Linked DNA regions of Homo sapiens: region 2 is linked to region 1. A link is an interaction called in ENCODE POLR2A ChIA-PET data of the cell type or tissue named here. Cell type or tissue: MCF 10A. All regions are shown on one strand.

The links. ChIA-PET counts read pairs that join two places held together with the same protein. Peaks named below come from ENCODE experiments on the same cell type or tissue, not always from the same donor. Only the 100,000 strongest peaks of a DNase experiment are listed, where the experiment ranks them.
Region 2: POLR2A ChIA-PET joins it to region 1 with 10 read pairs; 9 of 35 experiments call an interaction of 5 or more read pairs at or near these places.

What each region holds. Positions count from the first base shown.
Region 1 is chr3:190,228,437-190,236,436 of GRCh38, reverse strand. No RefSeq gene overlaps it. Among named protein-coding and RNA genes, the nearest start is that of CLDN1, 90 kb to the left of the region's middle. RefSeq lists an enhancer at 3,767-4,966. In MCF 10A, no CTCF peak of the experiment used is centred here; DNase peaks (open chromatin) are centred at 4,266 and 6,156.
Region 2 is chr3:190,333,963-190,341,962 of GRCh38, reverse strand. It overlaps a transcript of CLDN16 not described here. Among named protein-coding and RNA genes, the nearest start is that of CLDN1, 16 kb to the right of the region's middle. In MCF 10A, a CTCF peak has its summit at 2,590; a DNase peak (open chromatin) is centred at 3,082.

The DNA of each region.
Region 1 (8,000 bases):
ACTTAGTTTCAGTTTGGTGATGTGGAACTTCAGCATGAGTGACTCCATTTTGGTCTGTTGGCCTGGTGCAGCAGCTCAGTTCAAATCAATGGCCCCCTATAAATTTTATTTAATAGAAGAAATTAAATACTAAGCATATATAAAATGAAAATATTCCATATACTTTTTCTTTCAGTGATTGGGAAATACATGTATGTTAAAGGCAATTAATTCTTGACCTGGTACTTTACAAAGTTTCGTTCTATTTAATAATAGTGATTGTGGCCTCTTTTGATGAATCTTAGTATTGTACCACAGAAGCATATTTAAATATTTTTACTTCTAGGATGTACAATAAAAGAAGTTGGAGACTGCTGATCTAGGTAATACTGCCATACTCTTCAATTCACAGTTTCTGTAAACATGACAAGCAATCACTTAGGTTTCTGCTTACTAAAATTACAATCATGTTTTCACACTGCCTCTCTACAATAGCACATAGATCACCTAGATTGGAGTTTGAAACATTGCTAAAACTTTGAGACACTCAGTTATACACAGGGCTGATCACATCAATTTGTATAAGTTATATCTGCCAGAATAGCCTCATTTTCACTCTGAAAATTCTGTCTCCTAACAAGTAGCTTATATCAAGTGATGTTATCCTCCCTCTGACCTTGGGGAACCTTCTTTTGGTTTTCACTCCACATTAAGCCCTGCATAAGACAGCACTGGCCATAGTGGATCCTACTCCACAGCATTGAACATACTTAGTGCTCAGAACTTGATTATTAATACAATTTCCCACTAAATTAAACCAGAGCTACTAAGAGACATGGCTGATTTCAGGGCTAGGACAGTATCAGTGTGAGAGATGAGTCTGGAACATCTTATTGTATCATAATTATGAAAGTTCTAGAAAGGAAGAAAGAAGAGAGAGAAAAGAGAAAAAAATAAAGAAAAAGAAACAAAGAAAAAGAGAGGGGAGAGAGGCAAAAAGAAAGGAAGAAAGATCTTGCATGTTATAGGTACACAGGAACCAAACTGAAGGAGCTCCCAATGGCCAGACATACAACAATTTTGAGCACCAAAATAAATAAGAACAATAATAAATTATAAATCTTTAAAATTAATATTTAAGATTCCGTGTTAAAAATAGATTAATTAATTGATTAACAAGGGGTGGATTCCTTGCTTACAATGGAATAACAAAGGCGAACTGGTAAATGTACGGCAAGTGCTGGAGTCACACATTCACATCACAAAATACATGATTCTGTTTACGTACACATTCCTGAGAAGACAGAAAAACAATACATGAAAATTGCTTCACATACATTTATTTATTTAATAGGTGGAGAGCTTTCTTTTAGATTTTTCCTTTATGCATTTTATGTTTCTATATATTCCACATTCTGCATAATGAGCATTATATGAAAGAAGATTTTACAGCCATCATGGTAAAGATTAGCTCAGGCAAGAATCCTGAATGAATGCTAAATCTAGGGGAAAATTTTGACAAGAAACAGGGTATTTGCATAGTCTTAAAGTGTCTCCCTACAGATTGCTGATTAGTTACAAGGGAGAAAACATAAACAGTAATTATACAGTGGAGAAATCAACAGCATCATTACCATAAGACCAACTTTAATATCACCTATGACAGAAAGTTGGACATAATGTGCCTCCGTATGTGTGAAGAAAAACACGGTATCACATATGCTGCATTCTCGCTGAGAATCTATAGCCTGAATCTAATCATGAGGAAAGATGACAAACACAAAATGAGTAACATTCTATTAAAACAAACAAAAAAGATGCAGCAGACAATTACCTCAAAAATGTCAATTGCCAAAAAAGGCTGTAAAATGTTCTAAATTAAAGAAAGCTAGAAAGTGTTCTTTATATCAACTCATAATTTGCATTCTTCTAGTTTCTACTCATGTGTTTAATTACTAAAAATTTCTTCCTCCTATCTTTCCCTCTGGAGACAAATATATGAAGTCTAGATTTTCACAAGTCTGGCTTGTCTTAATATATTTATTGACGGAATAAAGAGGAAACCAAAGAGAACATATCCATTTCCTCTTAACTTTACAATATGCACCTCAAGCAGGGATCATCATCACATTAGAATTAGTTGGGGCTGGAGAGCAATGGTGCCATCTCGGCTCACTTCAACCTCTGCCTCCTGGGTTCAAGCAAATCTCGTGTCTCAGCCATCTGGTAGCTGGGATTAAAAGCATGCGCCACCACGCCCAACTAATTTTTTTATTTTTATTTTTAATATATACAGGGTTTCATCATGTTGGACAGGCTGGTCTCAAACTCCTGACCTCAAGTGATCGGCCTGCCTTCGTCTCCCAAATTTAATTAGGTCTTTAGAGAGCCTTTGAATATGACTATTGCAAAAGCCCTTTTATTTTGTGAAGTATTATATTTGATTCTGTAGTCTTCAAAGTAGTCTTGTCTTTAGTCTCACTACAATATTTTGTCATTAGAAGCTCCTCTCTCCAATTTTCTTTACCTCTCTTTTAAATTTGCCATTTCTGTCCCATCAGAACCCTTTACAGAATCTTTTTATGTTTTTTAGCACCTGCCCTTTCAAGCCATCTTTCTTGTAACAGCCTCAGTTATGAAATAATTACTAGTTTTTGTCAGAATTGTTTGAATTCTTTTTTTCTGCATAGCAACATAGAGAAAAACTTAAAATATAGACTTGTAGATAAAATGAGATTTATAAAACTACCCATTCTTTTAATTTTTTATAACTTGTGTCACACATATTAATTTCTAAAAGATAAAGAAAACTTCTTGGAGTCTACTACTATATCATGTTGTATTATAGCAAAGCATTAGGTTTTGTGAAATGAGGAAGGGTGGAACTACTTTTGAAGTAAAGAACTCTTTTTCATGGAGGCCAGAGAGCAAATCCTACTGCTTTGGTTACACCCCCTGGATACAGTGGCAACCTCAAAGGACCACAGGGTTTGAGGGTTATAACCATGGGTTGTCTACTCCACAGTGGAGGAGTGGTCTCGAACTCCTGACCTCAGGTGATCCACCTGACATTTTTGGAGGAGCAAGGCCTGATATTTTTTTCTTAACTTTAAGAGAAACGTTCCCCAGTCAAATGGCGATTTATTATTGCACCCATCTGTTTTAGAATGTGTGATAGATTGGTATTATAGGAGCTTGTAAAATCATACAAACAAGTAAAACAATCTAGTAAAACAGATTGATATGTGGCGAGCAAGACAGACTAACAATGACAAAAAAACTCTAAAACAGGCAGAACATCCAAGTGCTCTAGGAAACACATAAGCTGTGAATTTGGTGTTAGATTTAATATTAGTAACCAAGGAAGGCTTCAGAGAAGAATTGCATTGAAATGTTCCTGGGATTTAGAAAGGCAGAGTTTGTGAAGAACATTCAGGCTGAAAGAATCCCATAAGCAAAGATCTGTGGGCATCTGTAGATAGGAAGAATGACAGTGCAACAGTTAAATGCATTTTATAAGGTGGCTGGGGCTCCAGGGATGGCTAGAAAGACTTAGTGGGGAATAAAATCACGTTTCTCACTGTAATGCACTAAACAGAGACAATCATCTGGGGACTTGTTCTCATTTTGTGAGTGACTCTGAGTCTATCTACTCATTGAGGGTTTCCACAGGTATTTTACCTTAAAGCTCTCTTGAATTTGTGGGTGTCTTCTGTGCTACATCCTAGGGATGGAGAGGAAGGAGGTGAGATATTTTGGGACCATTGGTCTCCATCTGGAAAGCCAATTGAGCTAACTCATGAGGATTTTAAGGGACATGATATGTACCTCATCACTAAATAAAACTAAGGTTGGCACATCTGGTAAGCCAGGAAGCTTCAGGATATAATCATAGTATTTTTATTATCCCCTGGATGTTTCATTTTTTGGTTCGTATGATTCTTTTTTCTGCCCATATACAGTGTGTATTTTACACTAAGTGAGGTGTGGTTAATCCCATAGTTCTCTGCTGTAAGAAATCACTGATGATACAGTTTTGTCAACCACTGTCTGTTTACTGCTATCACAAACATATTTTCTGTGATAAGTTGGGAATCTGTTAAGAAAGAGAAAGATGAAGGACATCCAGTAGCAAATTTCAAGCACTTGTAGTAAGCAACTGAATCAGGCCTTCACCTAAGAACAGAAATAGACTCTTTGCTCCAAGTGGCCCTTCAAGTGGATGCCTTGAGGCATCCTGAAGAAGTCTAGTCAGCTGCTGAGTTTGAGCAATTCCAGGGGCGGTACCTTATAATAGTGGCATTCTGATGATGAGATCAGCCAAGAATGAATTCACAGAAAGACCTCAGAAAGTCTGACATCATTTGAGATCCTCAATTATCCAAGCAAAAGAAGAAGAATGTGAAATGGGAACTTCCCCTGACATCTTGGCACAAACCCAAAGCGTCTGAATGTCCCACAAAAGGAAGCACTTCTTCCTCTGCTTCTGTAATTTTTTACTGAGTCATGAGATAGGGTTATATAAGTAGGGTATTTTAAATAAATTAGTGGATCTTAAAGTCAGAAGGGATTACTGGAGGTCACATCTGGTTTCAAGGTAGGTCCTCATAATGTAATATCCAAGAGAGATGAATGGAACAGAAGACATCTGTAGTGGGAAAAACATAGGCTTTAGAGTCAGAAAGTGTCTTTTTTTTTTTTTTTTTTTTTTTTGAGACAGTGACTTGCTCTGTCACCCAGGCTGGAGTGCAGTGGTGCAATCTCACTCAGCTCACTGCAACCTCTGCCTCCTAGGTTCAAGTGATTCTCGTGCCTTAGCCTCCTGAGTAGCTGAGATTACAGACACGTGCCACCACACCCAAATAATTTTTGTATTTTTAGTAGAGATGGGGTTTCACCATATTGGCCGAGCTGGTCTCGAACTCCTGACCTCATGTATCTGCCCACTTTGCCCTCCCAAGGTGCTGGGATTATAGATGTAAGCCACCACACCCGGCAGAAAGTCTACTTTTAAATCCCTCAGCTACCACACATGGCCATGTGGAGGGCAAGGTATTAACAATATTGTTTTTAATAAAATAGTCTTAAGAAGTAGGTGGCGTTATGTAGCTGGATGTACCTCATAGGCCAGCGAATCTCAAACTTGAACAGGCTAGGCATACAAATTACATGAAGATCATGTTAAAATACAGATTGTAATTTGGTTGGTCTGGAGTAGGGCCCGGTAATGTGAACTTCTAACAAGCTCCCAATGGTGGCCCATGCACAAAGCACGTTTTGAATAGCATGGTGGTAGAGAGTAAAATGTCACACAGAATTGGTTATTATTTGCTTATTTTAACAGGTTTTCAGGAAACAATATTCTTTAGCCTTTATGTTTTAATTTTCCCCCTCCTTCACTGACTTCTACCCTAACCCTCCACATTAAACCATATATCTGGTAAGAATGCTCATGCTCACCTAGCATAGTGAGCCCTACTAAAAACAACAACCAACAATTTCGTAGAAGAGTAGGCTTTGAAGAAAGTGACTCTTTTTCAACAGTTTTTGCATACAATACTTTCACAATTATCTCTGTGTATATCAGAAATTTGGGAATTATGCTGAGGCAAAGATATTTTTAAAGGAGTGCTTGCTGAATTGCAAGCGAGAATGGAAGGGGTTTTATAAGAAGAATCCCTTGGAAATCATATATCATGAAAAATGTATCAGGTATATTTGTACATCTGTGTAATGTTTTATATATTTTATGATTTTCAGGGCATTTTCACATATGGCTCTTCATTCATTCTTTAAGAAAAAGGTAGGCTAGGCAGGTGTCATTAGCCCCATTTCACAGGTGATGAAACTGGAATGTGGGGAGATGAAGTGAGTTGCTCAAAGTTATACTCATCCAGTTGCCACAACACAAAGACAAAATCCAGTTCTGAATTCTAATCCACTGCCCTTTTCTTTGTCTCCTCCTTCACCATGATTTCCATAGTGGCTCAGAAAAAGTTATGGTTTGGTTTCTCAAACTCTGGTTATGAGTGAGGCTGCCAGTAGAAGAAGGTAAAAGGTGGCAGATATCCCAGATTCAGTTACTGTGGGATACTGCATCAGCAGGGAGCCCATTAATGTAGATATCTCTCATTCTCATCAGATGAAAACCTACTCTAACCTTGAATTTTTAGATGATTCATTTGTTTGTTTCATTTCCAGCCAAGAATTCAATGTCCTATTCCCTTTGGCATGTTTACAGATGAGAGTTAGAGCCTGGAGGTGGAGCGCAACTTGATTATTACAATCATCCAAAATGGGTGGCTGATTTTCTACTCTCTAAAAATATTCTTACCTTTCTTCTTCCGTACTCTACAATATGTCCCTGACCACTTCCACTCATAGTGATCTCAATCTAGTTCCCTGTTCATGTTTCACTCGACTGTGTGTGTGTGTGTGTTTCATGACCTATGAAATTGGGAATTCCTTGTGGACAGGAGCAAACATGTTTCAGTTTCATTTTACATTGAATGATTGAAATGAGAAAAAAAAAGATGCAGAGTAAAAAGTACATTTCATTTGGAGTCAGATGATCTGGATCAACTACTTGTTAGCCATGTTACCCAAACCACTTAAACTCTGAGCTTTTGTTGCCTCATCTAGAAAATGAGAATAGTAGTACCTACATCACAGTACTGTTATGAAAAGTGAATGAAATATGCGTGAAATTATTTTGCAAACTCATAAGAGCTGTATCTGTGTAAAGAAGGTATTTGTATTTATTTTAAAAATAATGTACATTAAATGAGAGGAGTCTGCTTGTAGCATCAGTCATAAATGTATTTTCTCCCCTCAAAAGCAATTTGCATTTCTATGTTCTGCTATACAAAGAAATATAGACACATGAAACAATACTATTAAAAACTGATTTTCTCAATGTGGAAAAGATAAAAGTTCTAGAATATGCTGCAATAAGATATAATCCAGATGCTGAAAATGTTCACTACAAGCTGTCAACACTAGGTGCATGAAAGTCAGATACTAGGATTTAGGTTTTGGCCTAAGAATTTTCCTTTTAAATTCTCAATATTCCTCAGAAATCTTAAGTTAATACCCCGAAAGAATAAAAATGATTCATTTCTCAGACTGAGAATCCCAATATAAGGAGAACATACATGCCTACCACCTCCTCTGGAAGTGATTCTAAAAACCCAAACTCACCCATCCCTTCCTACTTACCCACTTTCTGTGGGTACCACATCAGATGCTTCCCATTCTTGGTCTTGAGACCATTCCATAGCTTTTCTCTCCTCTCTCTTACTATAAATGAGCCACCATCACACACATAACAATAGCTGTCACATGTTGAATAACTATGGAGTGTCAGCAGCTGTATTGGTAATTTTGATTGTATTGGTAATATTGATATACATATTGGTAATATTGATATACATATTGGTAATATTGATCTACATCTGACAAGAAGTTTATTCTTGTCCCAGTGTTATAGAAACCAAGACCCCAAGAATCTAAGTACATTGTTTAAAGTCTTTCTGTGGATTGGAGAGGACCAGGATTTATCTGAGTCCCTGTGATACTTTGCTCTCCTCTTATCATTAAACAGCATTGTCTCTCTGTCAAAGCCTCACCTTTTTTCTTTCAAAAATATTTTACTTACATGAACTAATTTTTTTAAACTGGTTTTAATCATTTGGATCTATTTATGCACTCTTTCAAATGAAATGAAACATCTTCCAGACAAATTTTTTCTGAATCAAATTGAAAACAACAAATAATATATAAATAAAGGTTTGAATAATGTTGAAAGTGTACAGCATTACCTGTATGTAACAAAATATTTCTTTTTTAAGGAGAAGGGAGAAGCTGAATTTTTAAAAAGTCACTCAATTATGAAGCAAAGCCTCAAGTTCTAGTCATTGCCCTATAACTAACTTCTTGTGTGATCCTGGGTAATTGTCTTCTCCAGACCTCAGATATTTCACTTACATATTGAAGAAGTTCCATGAAACGCCACTTGCATA
Region 2 (8,000 bases), 110 kb before region 1:
GGGAACTGGAGCAAAGGTGACTCTTGTTATGTTTTAGCAAAGAGACTGGCAGCATTTTGTCCCTGCCCTAGAGATTTGTGGATCTTTGAACTTGAGAGAGATGATTTGGGGTATCCGGTGAAAGAAATTTTTAAGCAGCAAAGCATTCAAGAGGTGACTTGAGTGCTGTTAAATGCATTCAGTTTTAAAAGGGAAACAGAGCATCAAAGTTCAGAAAATCTGCAGCCTGACAATGCAATAGAAAAGAAAATCTCATTCTGCGGGGAGAAATCCAAGCCGGCTATAGAAATTTGCATAACTAATGAGAAGCCGAATATTAATCACCAAGTCAATGGAAAAAAATATCTCCAGGGCATGTGAGAGACCTTTGTGGCAGCCCCTCCCATCACAGACCTGGAGGCCTAGGAGGAAAAAAATTGTTTAGTGGGCCAGGCCCAGGGTTCCTCTGCTGTGTGCAGCCTAGGGACTTGGTACCCTGCATCCCAGCTGCTCCAGCCATGGCTGAAAGGGGCCAACATAGAGCTCAGGCCATGACTTCAGAGGGTGCAATTCCCAAACCTTGGCAGCTTCCACCTGGTGTTGAGCCTGCAAGTGCACAGAAGTCAAGACTTGGGATTTGGGAGCCTCTGCCTAGATTTCAGAGGATGTATGGAAACACCTTGATATCCAGGCAGAAGTTTGCTACAGGGGTGGGGTCCTTATAGAGAACCTCTGCTAGGGCAGTGTGGAAGAGAAATGTGGGGTTGGAGCCCCCACATAGAGTCCCTACTGGGGCACCACCTAGTCGAACTGTGAAAAGAGGGCCATCATCCTCTAGACCCCATAATGGTAGATCCACTGACGGCTTGCACTGTGTACCTGGAAAAGCTGCAGACACTCAATGTCATGCCAGCCCATGAAAGCAGCTGGAGGAAAAGCTCTACCCTGCAAAGCCACAAGGGCAGAGCTGCCCAAGACCATGGGAACCCACCTCTTGCATCAGCATGACCTGGTCGTGAGACCTGGAGTCAAAGGAAATCATTTTGGAGCTTTAAGATTTGACTGCCCTGCTGGATTTCCGACTTGCATGGGGCCTGTAACCCCTTTGTTTTGGCCAATTTCTCCCATTTGGAATGGCTATATTTACCCAATTCCTGTACCCCCATTGTATCTAGGAAGTAACTAACTTGATTTTGATTTTACACAGGCTCATAGACAGAAGGGGCTTGCCTTGTCTCAGATGAGATTTTGGACTTTTGAGTTAATGCTGAAATGAGTTAAGATGTTGGGGGACTGTTGGGAAGGCATGATTGGTTTTGAAATGTTAGAACAAGATTAGGAGTCGCTAGGGGCAGAATGATATGGTTTGGTTGTGTCCCCACCCAAATCTCATCTTGATTTGTAACTCCCACGATTCCCACGTGTTGTGGGATGGACCTGGTAGCAGGTAATTGAATCATGGGTGGGAGGTCTTTCCTGTGCTACCCTCTCATGTTAGTGAGTAAGACTCATGAGATTTGATGGTTTTAAAAATGGGAGTTCCCCTGCACAAGCTCTTGTCTGCCACCACGTGAGACATTCCTTTCATCTCTGCCATGACTGTGATTGTGAGGCCTCCCCGCTGCATGGAACTGTAAGTCTAATAAACCTCTTTCTTTTGTAAATTGCCCAGTCTCAGGTATGTTTTCATCAGCAGGATGAAAATGGACTAATACAGTAGGCATCCTTGTCTTATACCAGATCTCAGAGGAAATGCTGTCAGTTTCTTCCCATTGTTTATGTTAGCTGTGGGTTTTCCATAAATAGCCCTTATTACATTGAGGAACTTTCCTTCTATACCTAAAGTGTTAGAAGTTTTTATCAAGAAAGGATGTTAAACTTTGTCAAATACTTTTTCTTTGTCAATAGATATGATCATGTGGCTTTTTGACTTTATGTCTGTTAATATGATATATCACCAACTGATTTGTTTATATTAAACCAACCTTTTATTCCAGGGATAAATCTCACTTGATTATGATGTATAATCTTTCTGATATGCTGTTGAATTTGATTTGCTAATATTTAACTGCTGACTTTTGTGTCAGTGTTCATTGGAAATATTGTCCTATAGTTTTTCTTGATTTCACACCCTTTTGCTTATAATTCTAGTATAATATTTATTTTTTGACTTTTATAACAACTACCAAGATAGTCATTATTCACTATTAAGACTACAAGCTCCGCAGGAGTAGTAGTAATTTTTTTTACATATGTGGTAAAACAATAATTGTTTAATGAGTTTTTAAGGCAGTATATGTGGTTTCAATTCTTGCAGGAGGTTAGGACATATTAATCCTTAAATCAATTTTACTGCTGACCTATCTTACAAGTTTACCTAATGTATGCTATTTCCAATGATCATTAAACTTCTAGCCCTTTTCAATTATTTTCTAGACTATTACCATAATCTATGAAATTATATTTTTGCAACTAGACTTGCCTCTCATACATTGTCTCCTCAACACTGCTGCCAGATTGAGCTTTCTAAATGTGAATCTAATCACATCACTCCCTGCTTGCTTCTGCTTCATTAGTCAGGATTGTGACAGGAAACCAATGTCACACACAAATGAAGAATAATGTATACACAGGAAATGACCACTAGGTGAGACTGTGGTTCTCCATAGAGAAACCCAGCCATTGCCACATGTAATTGAGTTAGGCCCAGAAGCCTAGAAGCAGAGTATTAGACAGAGAGTCTTGTGCAGGTGATTTCTAGAAGGAATACACTTAGAAGTCTTTAAGGAAGCAAGAAGAGCAGGAAAAGATGAAGGATGGGTAGAGTTAGGCAATAATATGATTTCAGAAGTTTAGTCTCAATCTAATCCCCTAGTTAGCTCTCTAGAACATAGATTATAATCAGATAATTTTCTTGGCCAGAGAAAAGAGAGCTGCACTGTCTTATCCCTGCACTTGTCAGTCTTTGGAGAGAGAACAGTGTAACTTCTCAGGCATTTCTGGGTGAGGTAGCTTCAATCAGCTGAGGACAACCCTACAGTGAAATGTGCTAACTTGAGCAGTTATCAGCCAAGACCTGCAGGGGTATGAGTGTACCAGCCCAGTCAAGGAGATCTGGAGAAGTGCCAAGAGCCACTTCCAAGTCTGCCACTCACACTTCTCAAATCCATTCACTTCTCACAATAAGTTCTTCCTATCTGGTCTTAGCTTCTTCAGAATTTGAGTTGGTCTCAATTTCTAGGAAAACTTGTAAGAGGAGCATTTGTAGGATGAATTACAGCCTTCTTTGCTGCAATTGATCTCAAGGCTGTCAATAATACACATTATCCCTGTCAGCTACAATTATAGATTCCTTTTACACTCAGCTAGGACTTCAGTTCATCTAGGTGGCTTGTCTGGTGGGATGTCTCAGACACTCATCCCTGAGAGCCTTGATTCCCTAGTTACCACGCACTTGCCAGGCAATAATTGCTGTACTTGTCAATTTATAATTAAACTTGGGCATGAGGGTACCAAGAGATAACCTGCAGTTCACGTAGGTATGAAAAGTATTTCTCCATGCCCCTATTAAGTAACAGCAGCCCTTTTCCTTAGGTAATCAGGCTAAAATACGCCACTACACATTCAAATATCCTAGTGTACACAATCTTGGCAGTATAATAATTCCTTTTCTTGCTTGTTGGTCCACTTGAAGAACTAGAAGTGATCATGTATCAGCTGTATCTTTAAGTTCTATGAGACTCTTGTGTCCCTGAGTGAAAGCATATCTTCTCTGGGACCTCTGGATCCACAGGCTCTAAAATTGAGTAGACAGGCAATACAACATCTCCTAGTCAATTCTTGGAGTGGCGGTGAAGTAGGGCTACTATTTCCTCCGTCTTTTGGTTACTGAACTCATGTACTCTACCTACTGGGCACCCTGGCACCATGTAATGGCTGTTGGTTTAGGATGAATGTACATCTTTCTGAAGTATAGTGTCTCCATCTACAGGCATCATCTTCAAGATGGTACTACAGCTATACATTAAAAGGGGCTTTCCTATGCTCTATAGGGTCAGCTGCCACTAATTGATTCAATGTATCATAGGATCAGGGGATATCTTTGCCATGTTCCCACTACCAGGCTTCCTTTGCCATAAAGGGGTTCTCTTGATCTGAAGTGATATTGTATGAGATGCTATCCAATATCTCTCTCTGTGAGCCTTTCTGTATAATGCTGACAGAAATACTACTGGTAGAAAAGGCAAACACATCCTAGGAATGTGTGTCACTACTACTCAGGATTAATTGTTGCTTTTGTCAGGATGAGAGCAGTCCAGTTTTATCAGCTTGCCACCAAAATGTCTGGCTGGTTTTGTCAAAGAATATTATCATATAAGGAGCTCAGCACAGAAATGTGTTGGTTGATAGGTTGGATATGGCATCGGGTATATGAGCTTTGGTGAGAGGAGAACGCATTCTTATCGTCCACATATTGTCTCCATCTATGCTGCCATGACTACTACATTCGTGAGACCTTTCAGCTAGCTAAGTTTCTTCTTATCTATTGGGCCATTCTCCACACTTGGTTGCTTTGTGTCTCTAACTTGATGAGGGTTAACACGTAATGGTGAGTTCTTCTTAGTTTCTGCCCATTTCCATATGTTCATCCACATGCTTCTTTCTTGGATCTTCTTGTCACTAATATGAAAACATTGCTTTGTTCAGGCCAAGCTATCCACCAATGACCATGTGTATAGCGTTCTTTTAAGCCATTTGTCACTCAACAAAATTGGATTACAAGTAACACTAACCCAAATCCTGCCTCCTGTTTGTATTTTCCCATGAATACTGTCTTCCAGGACTTACCAAGTGGGGCTATATTACAACAGCAGTCCATTGTCCACACCAACATACTGAGATGAACAATCCATGGACCAAGCCTGTGTTGTTTTCTTCCTCTATTAGCTGCTCATAAGGATTCTCCCATGAGGTTACAAGTGTGAGCTGATTGAGTGGTGTCAGGTGAGACTGTGCTGGTGACAAAGAAGTCTGGAATATTTGTTCATCCAGCTTACATATGCCCTTTGGATATTTTAAGGGTGATCCATTCTGTAACACTTCTATTTTATAAATAATTGCTGTTGGGGCTGCTGTAGTTTATTACTTGGACTGCCAGCGTCCAGTTCTTGGCGAACAGCTTTTGTCTCATGTCTTGATGCAACTGCATTTTAAATCACATGCTCTGCTGCAGATGGCATGGCCTTGCTCCACAATCTCAGCAGCCTGTTATGAAACCCTTCTGTTGGGGCTTGTCAGAGACTCCACACAAAACCTTTATCTCCTAGAGATAACTTTTATGCAACTATAGGATCTGTTGGGCCACATAAGCCATGTGGTAGGACAGCTTGTGCTATATGGCCTGAACATGCCCTTTCTTGCTCAGGGCCTCACTGAAAACGGGGAACTTTCCACAGCACTTGCTAAATCATTCATTGTAGTATTCCCAAGTGTTGTATGTGCTGTGTTTTACTTCTTTTTTAATGGTAGTATACAAAAGATGCCATAACTTTGCCCTTTACCTTGGAAGGGATGTTCGAGTATGCACCAGACCACTGGATCCCTAAAAGCATCGTATATGTGGCAAGCCACTGAATCTGCATGGCTTAACTCCCACTCTCTGAAGCACATCTGCCTTATTATGGCATCCAGAGTCTTACCTAGGCATGAATTTAGGCTTTTCTGAAGTTTTGCTCTTGTCACAACTAAGGCCTATGGTTCACCGGCTCAACATGCTCCCAAGCTGCAAGTGAGAAAAGTCTCTTTAAAGACTTCCAGAAATAACCTCTGACTTTTGCACTTAGTTTTAAATTAATGATTAGTCATTTTTTTTTCTCCTGAGTAACCAAAAGGCACACAACAACTAACACCAAATTCCACGTTCCATAATCTTATTATTTCCCCTACTTCTCTCAAATGCCAAAGACACTGTAAAAGCTACGGCATCTCCAACACTTTAGCAATTGTACTGTTAGAACATTCAAGAAACTATAAATACTCTACTTACCACTAGGTTTGGGGTCATCCTTACTACCAAGCTGGGGTCTGATTCAACTCCAGAATTAAATCTTTAGAGTCTGCTTTATGGGACAATTTCTAGCAATAACTGTCATTTATATTGAGCTCCCTAGAAGCTGTGTTCTCTAGAATCAGTGTCTGAGACAGATAATTTTATGCAAGTCATTTATTCAGGGCATGCCCTTAGGATAAACCTTTTTTTTTTTTTTTTTTTTTTTGATGGAGTCTTGCTCTGTCACCAGGCTGGAGTGCAGTGGCACGATCTCGGCTCACTGCAAGCTCCGCCTCCTGGGTTCAAGTGATTCCCCTGCCTCAGCCTCCCCAGTAGCTGGGGCTACAGGCATGCACCACCACGCCCAAATGTTTTTTGTATTTTAGTAGAGACAGGGTTTCACCATGTTGGCCAGGATGGTCTTGATCTCCTGACCTCATGATCCACCCGTTTCGGCCTCTCAAAGTGCTGGGATTACAGGCGTGAGCCACTGCACCCAGCCAGGATAAACCTTTAAAGAGGCAAGAGTAGCAGAAGAGTACAAAGGAAGAAGCTAGATGAAGATGTGATTTCAGAAGAATTCATCCTCAGGGCCAGGTGCAGTGGCTCACATCTGTAATCCTAGCACTTTGGGAGGCAGAGGCGAGAGGATCACCTGAGGTCAAGAGTTCGAGACCAGCCTGGCCAACGTGGTGAAACTCCGTCCCTACTAAAAATACAAAAATTAGCTGGGCATGGTGGCGGGTGCCTGTAATCTCAGCTACTAGGGAGGCTGTGGCAGGAGAATCGCTTGAACCTGGGAGCCATAGGTTGCAGTGAGTTAAGATCGTGCCACTGCACTCTAGCCAGGGCAACAGAGCAAAACTCCATCTCAAAAGCAAACAAACACAACAAACAAAAAAAAAAAAAAAGAAAAAAGAAAAGGAAAGAAAAGAATAAAAAGAAAAGAAAAGAAAAATAAAAGAATTCATCTTTAGACTGAACCCACAACGAGCTCTGGAGTACAAATTGTTTCCAGAGATTCTACTGCCTAGATGCAAGGGGGCAAGGCTGTTCCACCATTGCATAGGTCAACCACCGCTTACCAGCCACTGGTGAAGAGGAAAGCTGCATACCTTCCCAGGCATCTCTAAGTCACATGGCTCTCACTAGCCAAGGGCTTTCCTCATTGCTGCTAACAATGCAATTTGCTAGTAACCAATACCTGTAGCACCTGGGAGATGGGTTACCCTCCTAACAAAGAAGATGACGTGGTGGTTACCAACAACATCTACCATTCCAGTTTCACTTTTCTCCTGTGCTCTGACTTTCTAAAGGTGCTTCTCTTTGGCCAAAGCCAGAGAGCAAGAGAGACTATGAATGCAAGTGGAAAGATTCAGTTGCTGGGGAACAGACTGAGTGGAAAATGTTGCAGAATGGATGTAGAGGAGCACACACAAAAAATTGTCCAGTGCTTGTCCACAAATCATTCAGTGCTTGCACACAACCTAAGAGATGAAGCTCAAAGTCTTTAGCATAGTGGGCCCTTCTCAGTCTCTTTATTCCATTTTGCAGCTTCATATTCCATGGCTCCCTACCTGATATAGCATATACTCCAGTCAAATTTCTTATCCTTCCACTTCTCAAATACTTTTCCTCTTATCTGATATTGCTCTCCCTAATCTGAGTACATCCTTCTGCTAGCCCACTACAACTTCCCTCATTGTGCTAAACACACACGTATAGTTTTATCCTAACAACAATCACTCTGTACTCCAGTTTGCTACAAGTTATTTCTCAAATAGATTTTTAATTACTTGAGCACAGGAATGGCTTTGTTTTTGCATCATTTTGGCAGAGTAGCAATAAATGAATGAATGGAAGAAATCATGAATGATTCATTCATGTTCTTCAAGATTCCACTTTAAGCAATATCTTTTTAATGGCAACTCTAGCCCCTCCTCCTTGTCTCAAATTTTAGATGCCACTCTAC